Regions from separate parts of the Homo sapiens genome. Here region 2 is linked to region 1. Evidence: read pairs that join two places in POLR2A ChIA-PET (ENCODE). Cell type or tissue: PC-9. All regions are shown on one strand. Links, peaks and the distances in the headings refer to the core of each region. The heading gives the core; the rest is flanking DNA.

The links. ChIA-PET counts read pairs that join two places held together with the same protein. Peaks named below come from ENCODE experiments on the same cell type or tissue, not always from the same donor. Only the 100,000 strongest peaks of a DNase experiment are listed, where the experiment ranks them.
Region 2: POLR2A ChIA-PET joins it to region 1 with 20 read pairs; 5 of 35 experiments call an interaction of 5 or more read pairs at or near these places.

What each region holds. Positions count from the first base shown.
Region 1 is chr17:38,462,516-38,467,882 of GRCh38, reverse strand. ARHGAP23 (Rho GTPase activating protein 23) reads right to left here. Exons shown (of 24, transcript NM_001199417.2): 4 at 4,942-5,037; 5 at 4,687-4,765; 6 at 4,501-4,555; 7 at 552-1,716. Among named protein-coding and RNA genes, the nearest start is that of ARHGAP23, 37 kb to the right of the region's middle. RefSeq lists an enhancer at 2,260-3,051 and a silencer at 4,061-4,355. In PC-9, for the core only: no CTCF peak of the experiment used is centred there; no DNase peak of the experiment used is centred there.
Region 2 is chr17:38,553,078-38,558,444 of GRCh38, reverse strand. It overlaps SRCIN1 (SRC kinase signaling inhibitor 1), which reads left to right. Exons shown (of 19, transcript NM_025248.3): 11 at 43-218. Among named protein-coding and RNA genes, the nearest start is that of SRCIN1, 50 kb to the left of the region's middle. In PC-9, for the core only: no CTCF peak of the experiment used is centred there; DNase peaks (open chromatin) are centred at 274, 2,014 and 3,724; H3K4me3 peaks cover 636 bases; H3K27ac peaks cover 3,773 bases.

The DNA of each region.
Region 1 (5,367 bases), core at 267-5,266:
GGGTGGATGGAAAGGACAAAGAGGGAAAGATACAAAGGGAAGATGGAAGGAAGAATGGGAGAATGGAAGGAAGAGTCAAAGGAAAGAAAGATGGATGAATGGGTGGAAGAAAGGATGGAACAAATGAATGAACAAAAGAAGGAGGGAGAGAGGAAGGAAAGAAGGAAGAATAGATGGATGGATAGATGGATGAATGGATGGAACAAATGAATGAACAAAGGAGGGAGAGAGGAAGGAAAGAAGGAAGGAAGAACAGATGATGGATGGATGGATGGATGGGGAGAGGGAAAAAAGAAAGAGTGCGTGGAAAGATGCTGAAAGGATAAATGAATGAGAGGTAGGATGGAAGAAAGGATGACAGAGAACAGAAAGAAAGATGGAAGAACAGATGGATGGATGGATGAACAGATGAATGAATTGACAGAGAAACAAGATGATCCCACCAGCACCCAGCCGAATTCTGCCCATGGCAGACAGGCAGATGGGGTACAGCAGGACACAGACAGCCGACAGCTAAGTCCCCCAGGACAGCCACATGTACCATCACTCACCAATAAAGGGGATGGAAGCCAGAGAGTCTTCGGTGGTGGCCAAAGGGGCCACCTTCCTGCCCAGGCGTTCCCCTCGCCCACTGGCCTCTGGCTCTGGGGACTCGTCACCAAATCCAAGGTTCATCTGTCTTGCGGGGGTCAGCTGAACCTTGCGGCCCGTCGGGGGCTTCTGCCTCAGGACCACCTCATCGCCGCGATCCTCCGCAGGAGGCTCCAGGGCCCGGGTGCTGGGTTCCGGCCGTACAACCCTGGGTGGCTCGGAGGCCTCTGGTGGGAATGACGCAGGGGACTGGGCCAGGTTGAAGGTAGGCAGCCCCCCAAAGGGTGAGTCCCGGAAGGAGAGCGCATGGAGGAGGCCGGTCCGGCGCTGGAATGATGGGCTGTAGCTCCGGTAGCCGATGTACCCGAGGTCATCCAGGCCCTGCAGGCCAGACGGGGGTGGGGCCTGGGGCCCTGGCAGGTCCCGAGTTGGGCAGGCGGGGGTGCGGGCAGACGAACGCTGGGAAGCCCAGCCACACCGCTCAAAGCGGGGTGACACCAGTGCCCCTGGCCCCAGTGCCTCGGCAGAACGGGTGGCCCGGCTCAAGTAGTCATCTGAGCGAGCTCGGTGCCAGCCCTCCTGGCCCAGCTGGCTCAAAGCATCCTGGGAGGTGGAGCAGGGCCACGGGCGGGGGGCAGCCACCTCCTCCAACCGGTCCTGGGAGGCGCTGCGGGCCCGGGGGGCCATGGCTGGGCACCGTCTCTCCCCCGCCCGGCGGGGTACCTGGTTTGACAGCCAGTGTGACAAGGCCTGCTGGCACTCCAGTCTGCTGGGGGGCACCCGGCTGCCAGGCTCTGGGAAGGCACGGGGCGTCCGGGGCTCCGAGGAGAGGTGGGGGAAGGCACCAGGGCTGGGGCGGGGCTGGCTCATCCCCAAGGAAGAGTTGTCCAGGTGGGCACGGGCAGCAGGTGGCACACGGAGCCCCGGGTCACTCCAGGCAGCAGGACTCCGGGGGTCACTGGGCAGTGCTGAGGTGGGCTCAGGCACCATAGTGGCCCTGGTGGAGGCCCGGGCAGGAGGGGCGTAGGTCTTGCGGGGGTAGCAGATCGGGGGTGGCTCTGGGATGCTGCGGGCCTCTCCAGAATACGGCTCGTTCCCTTTCAGGTAGGCATCCTGGGAGTAGGCCTGGCCAGAGACACAGAGACAGGTAAGCAGGGCCAGACAAGTCCCACAGGGTAGGGGAACGGCAGCCCGAGGAGGTCAAGGAGCCCAGGAGGGAAATGAAGGGAGAGGACCAAGCGGTGGGGGGAACGAGGGAGAGGCATAAGTGGGTGGGGGTGGAAGGGCAGGTCCAGGGAGAGAACAAAGAAGAAGCAAGAAGCCTTTGAGACGCAGGCAAACTCCAGCAAAAGTGGGATTTCGCTAAGACTGTGACAAGGACTGCCCTAGCCACAAACATTCCAGCATCTGTTTCCTGGGGTCCTCCCCCAGTCCTGGCCTCCACCGCCTGCCTGCCCCCTTATGTCCACCAATGCCCAAAGCTCCTCGGGTGGAGCCGGAAAACCCCACCGAGACCAGTCAAGGTGGCAGATGAGAGAAGAAAGCCGGCTAGGGGTGTGTCTGGGTGGGGCAGAGGCTGGCAGAGCCCAGCTGTCCCTCCATCCCCGGGAATGGGGAGCTGGCTCCTGAGCCACAGGGGTGAGAAGGAGTTTGCCCACCTCCTGCCAGGCTTGAAGGAGGGGACTTGAGCCACCTTCTGCCACCCCTGGGCCTGGAATTTGGCACTGGGAGCTGAGGCTGACGCTGCATTGCTAAGGAGTGACAGGGCCAGCGCCCAGGCCCAGCCAAAAAAGGAGTCAGCTCCCAGGGACAGCGGCCTTGTGGCCTGGGCCCAGCCTGGCCCCTGCTGAGCTGCCCAGGAGCCTAACTCAAGGCAAAGAACCAAAGGGTGGGAGGGTGAAACCAAACACACACACACACCACACTACAAGGAGACACTGGAAGATACACACCCAGAGACACACACACACACAGTAGAACACAATGAAACACACACAAATAACTACACCTCCAGTCCCAGGCACAAACATCATGTGATGAGGACAAGCTAAACCACACCCCCGCACACTCAGCCCCCTCCAGCTGGCACAGGGCCGGCACACACATACCTCTCCCTCCTGCCATCCCGCCGTCTCCCCAGGCTCCCGGCATCATCACGGCGGCGGCAGCATCCCAGCCCGCCTCCGCCCACCCCCAGCTCCGGCTAACCCCGCCACTGACCACTGTGTTGCCCTGGCCAGGGCCTCCGGTCCCCCTCCGTCTGCCCTCCCTGCGGCTCCCCCTCACCCCCACCCGACTCTCTCTCGGCTGGCTGGCGGGAGGAGGAGGGAGGAGAGGATGGGTGTGGAGGGGCCTCGCCGCGTCGGTGGTGGCGTCAGCAGCTGCCGAGGCCCGATTGGCCTCCAGCCTTGGCTTCCAACCACAGGAATGCCTGGGCCCCACCCTCCGGCTGGCAGAGATGCGGGGGCCAGTGGAGGCCCCCAGATGCTGTCATCTGGCGCTGCCAGCCCACCCCAGCCTGGGCAGCAGAACTTGAGGCTACTGCCCTTCCCACTCCTTGCCCCTGCCAACTGGAGAGAGTGGGGGACACCCTAGGGTCCCACCCTGTCACTGCCCCATAGCTGGCCTCGCCTCAGCCTGGGGGAGCTGTACAGGCAGGGCCTTGAGACTTGGGGTAAGCAGTCCACCTCAGATCCCCCCCTCCTTCCTCCCTCTCCCCAGGAAGAGCAAGGGGACAATCGAGGTCAGGGGTGGAGGTTTCCAGAAGGGCATCATGCCAGGCATGGCACTGTGATTACAGTGATTAGGAGAGTGCGTCCAAGGCAGAAGCCAGCACAGCGGCTCCCAGGGCCTCCCCAGGGACAGTGACCTCAGGGGCAAGTAAGCCGCCATCTGGCTGGGACCCATGAGACCAGGGAGGTGGGCACTGGGCAAAGCGGACCGCCGGGGCTCCAGGCACAAAGAGGCAGTGTGTGAGTGTGAGTGTGTGTGTGTGTGTGTGGAAGGGTATGCTTGGGAGTGCAGGGCCTGCTTCGTGCAGTGTCTGGGCCACGCTCTCTGTGTGGCAGGCTGGATGCTGTCTTCTAGGTATGCTGAGGTGTCGAATGTATAAATTTGGAGTCCTGTGACACGGGTGGGCGCACGTGCTGAGATGGGCAGGAGGATGCCGCGGTGTTTGCGAGCATACATGTTGTGATAGTGCGGCGTGGGTGTGTAGTTGTGGAGGTCCGAGTGTGCAAGGTACTATGCTGTTTGTACTGCAGGGAGCCAAGGGGCTGGTGAGTGTGTCGTGTTTTAATGTTTGTGGGTGTGTGTTGTGGTGCACTTCGCTGTATGAGGGTGAACTGTGGCAGTGGGTGCTTGTGTGGTTGTCTGTATTGCGGCACGTGCCTGGTGCTGCATGTGTGTTGTGGTGTGCTTCGTGCTATACAGAGGGTGGGACTGTGGGGCTGTGCTGTGTGGCTGTGTACTGCTCGGGTACTGTGTGGTGCACATGACGGTGGGTGGGGTGCAGTGTGCTGAGCAGTGTTCGATGTGTGCTCGGTGCCTGTGTGGACACACCCACCAGAGACACCCTCACTCAGGGCCAGACAGGGAGGGGGTGCAGGGAAGAGGCATCTCTCCTAGGAGCTGACAAGAACGTGCCAGGCTGGCAGAGCCTGCTGGGCCACCCTCCTTCCAGATACCCTGGCAGGAATCCTGCCTGCCAAGGCCAGGTCTCCCGCTCCCCCAGCACAGAGCAGCTCCGAATGAAGCAACAACCAGCCCCAGCCCAGGGAGGGGCCTGGCATCCCCAACTGGGCAATGTCGGCCTGTGCCCTCCAAACACTTCCTTCTCTGCCTCCCAGGGGAGCCGGTGCTGCCCCAGGGCTCAGGGGTCTCCTCTCAGGCCACAGGGGCTGGACTCACCAGCTGGAGGATGTCCTCGTCCTTGGGCATGATAGACAGCTCCAGAGTGTCATCACTACAGAGACAGGCAGAACGTCAGGCTGGGTCAAGGAACAGGGTCCAGGAGGAAGGGATCCTGGTCTCCAGGGCATCCCCAGGGCAAAGGGGAGGGGAGATAATATGGGACGAGGGGTCAGGGACACTCACCTATTCTGGATCAGAGCTATGACCTGAGAGTAGGTCTTCCCAATGACGCTTTCCCCATTCACCTTTACCAGCCGGTCTCCTGGGGACAAGGAGCGCATGAGTGGTGACCAAAGGGCATCAAAGGCCCCATCTGAGAACCCCTGTACCAGGCATGGCTAACACTGTGGGGACAGGAGCCTCCCCAACACCTGGATCTGAGAATAAAATCCTAGCCAGAAGGTAGAAAGTAGAGCCCAGGTAACTGGGCCAGCTCACCTGTGCGAAGCCCCGCCCTATGGGCAGGGCCGTCTTCCTTCACATTCTTGACAAAGATGGTGTCCATGGGCTCCAGGCGGTACCGGGGGGAGGGTCCTAGTGGGCATCAGCCAGGTTAGCTGGGGGTGGCTGGGGAAGGTCACACCCATGCACAGCTACACACACAGGGGACACACACTCAGAGAATGATTGCACTCGTCCGGTCACAAACATGCACAGGCTCAAACATCCACGAGGACACTGGACAGGTCCATGGAGGCACAGAACCCAACAGGAGGACACAGACCTGGGAGAAAGAAAACCTATGGGGACATACAAAGAGTCACTCCGTAAACACCTCCTGTGTCCTCTTCATGTGCTAAAAACTACACTAAAAAGGATGAACAGGCCAGGCATGGTAGCTCACGCCTGTAATCCCAGTACTTT
Region 2 (5,367 bases), core at 138-5,137, 91 kb before region 1:
CCGCTCCCCCCACCCGGGTCCATCCGTCCGTGCGTCCCGCAGCTACAGAACCAGGAGTCGGTGCGCGCGCTGCTGAAGCGCACGGAGGCAGAGCTGAGCATGCGCGTGTCGGAGGCGGCGCGGCGGCAGGAGGACCCGCTGCAGCGGCAGCGCACCCTGGTGGAAGAGGAACGGCTGCGCTATCTCAACGACGAGGAGCTTATTACCCAGCAGCTCAAGTGAGGCTGGGCCCGCGGCGGAGGGAGGGGTGGGGGTGCGGCTGGAGTGACCCGCAACCTGGTTTCCCTGGGAGGCGCAGCTCCCTTCCCTCTGAGTCACAGGTGGCGTTGGTCTGTTCTGAAGCCTGATTTCATTCTCCTCTGGCCTGATTTCACTGTGACCCACAAACTTTTGACCGGCTGGCATTATTCCTGATTTCTTTTTTCTGGCTTGATGCCTGCTTTTGCTATGGTCTTGCTTCATAATGATCCACACTCAGGCTTCCTGTGGCCTGCAGCTTCACTGTCATGTGGCCAGCTGCCTGATTTCCCTCTGCCCTCTGCCTACTTTCATTTTGGCCTGTGACCCGTGCAAAGTGACCCTTGGGTAGTGAGTTCAGGTGCAGCGTTCAGGTGCCGTCACTGCTCCAGCCTGGCGCTGACCAGCCATCATTGGAGATCCGATTCCCTGATCTCTGAGTCCAGATATAGCCAAGGAAAACCCACCTTCCTTCCTAGTGCAGCTGGAACAGGGCTGTAGTGTTTTCAGAAGGAAGGAGGAATCGCGAACACTGTGCCTCCGCATGCTTAGGCATGGAGGGGTTAACAGAAGACAGTCTTCTGATCCAAATTTAGCAAATGGCTGTCTGGCCAACCATTCCATTGTCTGGCACCTTTGAAGGGAGACGCTGCCTTTCAGTGTCCATTCAGGGAGTGAGCACCCACCCTGCTTTCCCTCGCCAGTGATAAGGATCTGAGACAGAGGCCCTGCTCCTTCCTTTGGGCCCTCTCTTGGTGACACAGGGCACTAGGGGACCTGGAGTCCAGTGCCAGCACTGAGAGGCTGAGTGATCAGGGCAGTTCCTGCCCCTCTCTGTGCCCCAGTGTCCTCATCTGTACCCAGCATTAAGTTTTTCACCTCTCTTTTCAACAAGGGGTTGAGTTGTACTGGCCAGTGACTCCGGGAGCCAGGAGAGGCTGCTCCTTGGAGCCCAGCTTCCTCACTAAGTCATAAATGAGCCTCTTGCGACGGGCTCCTTGAGATGGGTTGCTGCTCCTCAGCCTGAGGCCCACATAGCCTGGTGGTACATGTGCATTTTAGCAAGGCCCAAGGCAACAATTCCCATGACACCATGTGGCTGAAATAGGGTAAGGGGCCACCCCATCACTCTAGGTGTGATAACTTAGTGAGGACTCCAGCCAGATCTCCAAGCAGACTGGCAGGTGTCATCTCTCCTCACCCAGGGAATTCCATTTCTCCAGATTTTCTATCCTTTCCTTGTCCCTTTTCATTCAGCCCAGAGGAGGGGGGTTGGAATTTTCAAAAGCAACTTTACCGAGACATTAAAGGAAAATTAAAGGAGATCTAAAAGCACAGAGCCAGAAGATACGAAAGGAGAGATTTATGCTACCGTCATTATAAGTGTTTGGTCCTTGGCTCCCTGAAGGCCTTGGTTCTCCAGGAACACAGACTCCCCAACCCCTGCCCCATTATCAAACCCATTACTCAGAGAGCTTGGGACCTGCATTACTGTTTCTGGCAGGATTCTCCATCCTCCTGAAAGGGGACTCCTGCTTCTTCTGGGTTGGGCAGATACTGGGCTCCAACCTGGCCATGAAGGCCCTCCCTGCCCAGCTCCCATAGCCTTCCCAGGCTTTAACCCTGCAGCCCCCCTGCCCCACACTCTGGCTGTAGCTCGTGGTTACTCCAGGAGCTTACGCTTACTCTTGCTCCAATTTGCTATACCACTTCCTCTTTCCTGGCAACTTGCTGGAAGTTAAAACTGGTTCTGTTTCATTCAACTTGACTCACTCACCTGCCCATCTAGCCCAGCACTTAAGGTCTGTCTGGGCACTGCCTTTAGGTGCAGCCTCTGCTGACTGAGACCTTTTAGGTCCTGGAATCTACCTTTGCCTAACCCAGGTCCAGCTTTGTAGGTATGCCACGTGTGCGGTCACGCGGAGCCCCATGCTTGGAAGGGCCCCATGCTTGGTGTAATGCTCTGCTGTTGCCATCTTGAAATTCTTAATAATTTTTAAACTAGAGGTAACATTTTCATTTTGCATTGGGCCCCATAAATTATTTAGCTGGTTCCATTTTGACTCTCCCCTCTTGACCCCTCCAGGACTAAACCTGGGCTTGGAAAGCCTAGCCACATTTTAATCCAGTGTCTAGACTAGCTGGCCTGGGACTCATTTGCAGAGCTTGCCCAGGTTAGAGGCCCCCCAACTTTGGCAGATTGGGTGATCAGAACATCAAGTTGCCGATTGAGCTTAGGGAGGCCTAGTCTCTCCTGCCTAAGAATTGCAGTGTTGTCATCTCCTGGAAGCTTATTTGAGTCCTTTACATGAGAGTCTCTTCCCCCTCTGAGTGATGTTTGGGAGTGACCATTTTATAAAACTGGCACAGCCTGGACCAGTCAGGTGTTACACATATGAGCAGGGGAATTGTTCTTTCCCATGTGGTAGAGCGAGGGCTGGGCTAGGACAGTGTATGGATTGGGGGCAGCGTGGCTGATGTTGGTCTAGTGTGAAAATGAGATGCAGCAGAACCAATGGCTGATGTCAGATGTGAGTAGATCCCGCTTTGCTGCAAAATAGCTGTATGACCTTGAACTAACTAGTTAATCTCTTTGAATATCTGAATATCTTTTTTTCCTTTTTTTAAAATGCCAGAGTCTTAGGATAGCTAATTAATTAGGGTAGCTTCCTATAACAAATAAGCTCCCAAATTGTTTAATAATTCAAAAGTAATAAACATATCTTTCTCATGGAACAGTATTGGGTGGGTTAGGCGGGTGGCTCTTCTCCATGCAGTCATTCAGGGACCCAGGCTGATGGAGGTTCTGCCGTCTTCAACATGTGTTTTCCAAGATCACCCAGAGAGTTTCCAACCAATGGAAAAGGAGAAAGGAGCATGGAGGACCTTACATGGGAGGTTTTTGTGAGCCAGGTCTGGAAGCAGCATGTATCCCTTCCACTCATCTTCCATTGGGTAGACTTCAGTTAAATGGCCACTTATCATTGCAAGGGAGGCTGGGATGTGTAGTCTAGGCTCTGAGCCACTGTTTGTCTGTGTATAAGCTGGAGATAATAACTGTTCCCACCTCCAGGATTTGTTTTGAGGGTTAATTAAAGTAATGAAAGCCAAGGCCTGAGTGTGGCACCTGGCATACAGTAAGTGCGTAATACAGGATAGCTCTTTAACTGGTAGTGTTGCTGAGTCACAAGCTTTTGCCCTTGACTTCAACCCAGTCTGTCTTTTCACCTGCTAGTTGGATGAAGATGTGTAAGGCGTGCTGATAAGATTTGCTGATGACACAGAGCTTTAAGGGGGAGCAAATCTGTTGGATGGTAGAACTGAAATTCAAAAGTTGTTTGCCCCTGGATTGAGCTGAAATCCAACAATGGGATTTGACAGGAATATATATAAAGTCCCGCATGTGAGTCAGGGATGTCAGCGACTCAAGTACAGAACTGAGATGACTTACCTGGGCAGCAGTTCCTTCTCTCCCTTGTTCATTCATTCCACAATTATTTCCCAGACATCTACTCTGCACCAGGCACCATGCCAGGTGCTAGAAACCGGAGATGAATCTGGAAGACATGGTCTTTGCCTGCCTGGGGTTAGTAGTCCAGAAGGCTGCACAACCCAGCCAACAGGAGCTTCAGCGGTTTGGAGGGCAGGAAGCAGACCCAACAGCCGCAAGGGGAGGGGCTGGAGGACAGCTTCCCACTGAGACCTGAGGATCAGTGGGAGTTAGCACGTGTGTGTGCCTGTATGTGTATGGGTGAATGGAATATTCTAGGCAGAGAAAACAGCATTATAAAGAGCCAGAGAGGACAGCACATGTAGCACCTCAGAGCAGGTCTGAAGGGCTCTAAGCAGAAGCCAGATGAGATGAGGGTTACAGCAGCACGGAAAACAAGAGCAGTTCCCAGGCACTGAGCCCTTTGCCGCGTGCTTTCCTGTCTTCATTAGCTCATCCAATCCACCTGATGGCCCCCATGAAGGGGGAACTCTTTTTTTTTTTTTTGAGACAGAGTCCCACTCTGTTCCCCAGGCTGGAGTGCAGTGGCATGATCTCGGCCCACTGCAACCTCCGCCTCCTGGGTTCAAGCGATTCTCCTGCCTCAGCCTCCCAAGTAGCTGGGATTACAGCCGCACGCCACCATGGCCAGCAAATTTTTGTATATTTAGTAAAGACAGGGTTTCGCCATATTGGCCAGTTGGTCTCGAACCCCTGACCTCAGGTGATCAGCCCACCTCGGCCTCCCAAAGTGCTGAGGTTATAGGCTTGAACCACCATGCCTAGCGGGGAGCTCTTACCATCCCTATTTTTTGGACGAGGAGGTTGAAGTCCAGAGATATTAGGTAACTTGCCCAAGATCTCTCCTCTGGCAAGGGCAGAGTGAGGATTGGAGCTTGGATCAGTCTGACTCTAGAACCAAGTTTTCAACTACCACCTTCCTGCCCTTCTTGGCTGCATTGAAAAGTTTGGATGTTAGGCCTCAGGATGATGGGATCCATTTAGCGTTCAATGGCACAAGTGAAGACCTGATCTGATTTACAATTTAGAAGAATGTAGGGTCTCAAATGACACAAGTTCAGCATATAGTAGCTGAAAATCTAACTCAGCTTTGGCCCTCAGGAAAGAGGCTGTGTGGCTGGATCATGTGAGAGAAGGGCAATGGACATGGCAGTTTCCCCCGAGACAAGAGACCTCCCCGGGGGCACGTGCTCTGCCTCTGGTTCTTTGAAAGGCAACTAAGTTCTCTCTGCTTCCTTGGCAGAATAGAATCAGGGGATGCAAGTTACAATGAGAGATACTCGGGCAGATATTGCTGAGGGTCAGAGCTTCCAAGGGGGCAGATGGTGCAGGGCACCTCTTAGGGAGCGCTTCTGAAGTCTCCTCATCTCTGAGATTTGGCGTTGCAGATTTTACTTGAGTATGTGGCCTGATGGCTGGCTTTTATGTTTGTATGCTTTTGAGACAAGGTCTCCCTCTGTCACTCAGGCTAGAGTGCAGTGGCACAATCACGGCTCACTGCAGCCTCAACCTCCTGGGCTCAAGTGATTCCCCCTGCCTTAGCCTCCCGAGTAGCTGGGACTACAGGCACCTGCCACTACATCCAGCTAATTATTTTATTTTTTTGTAGTGATGAGGTC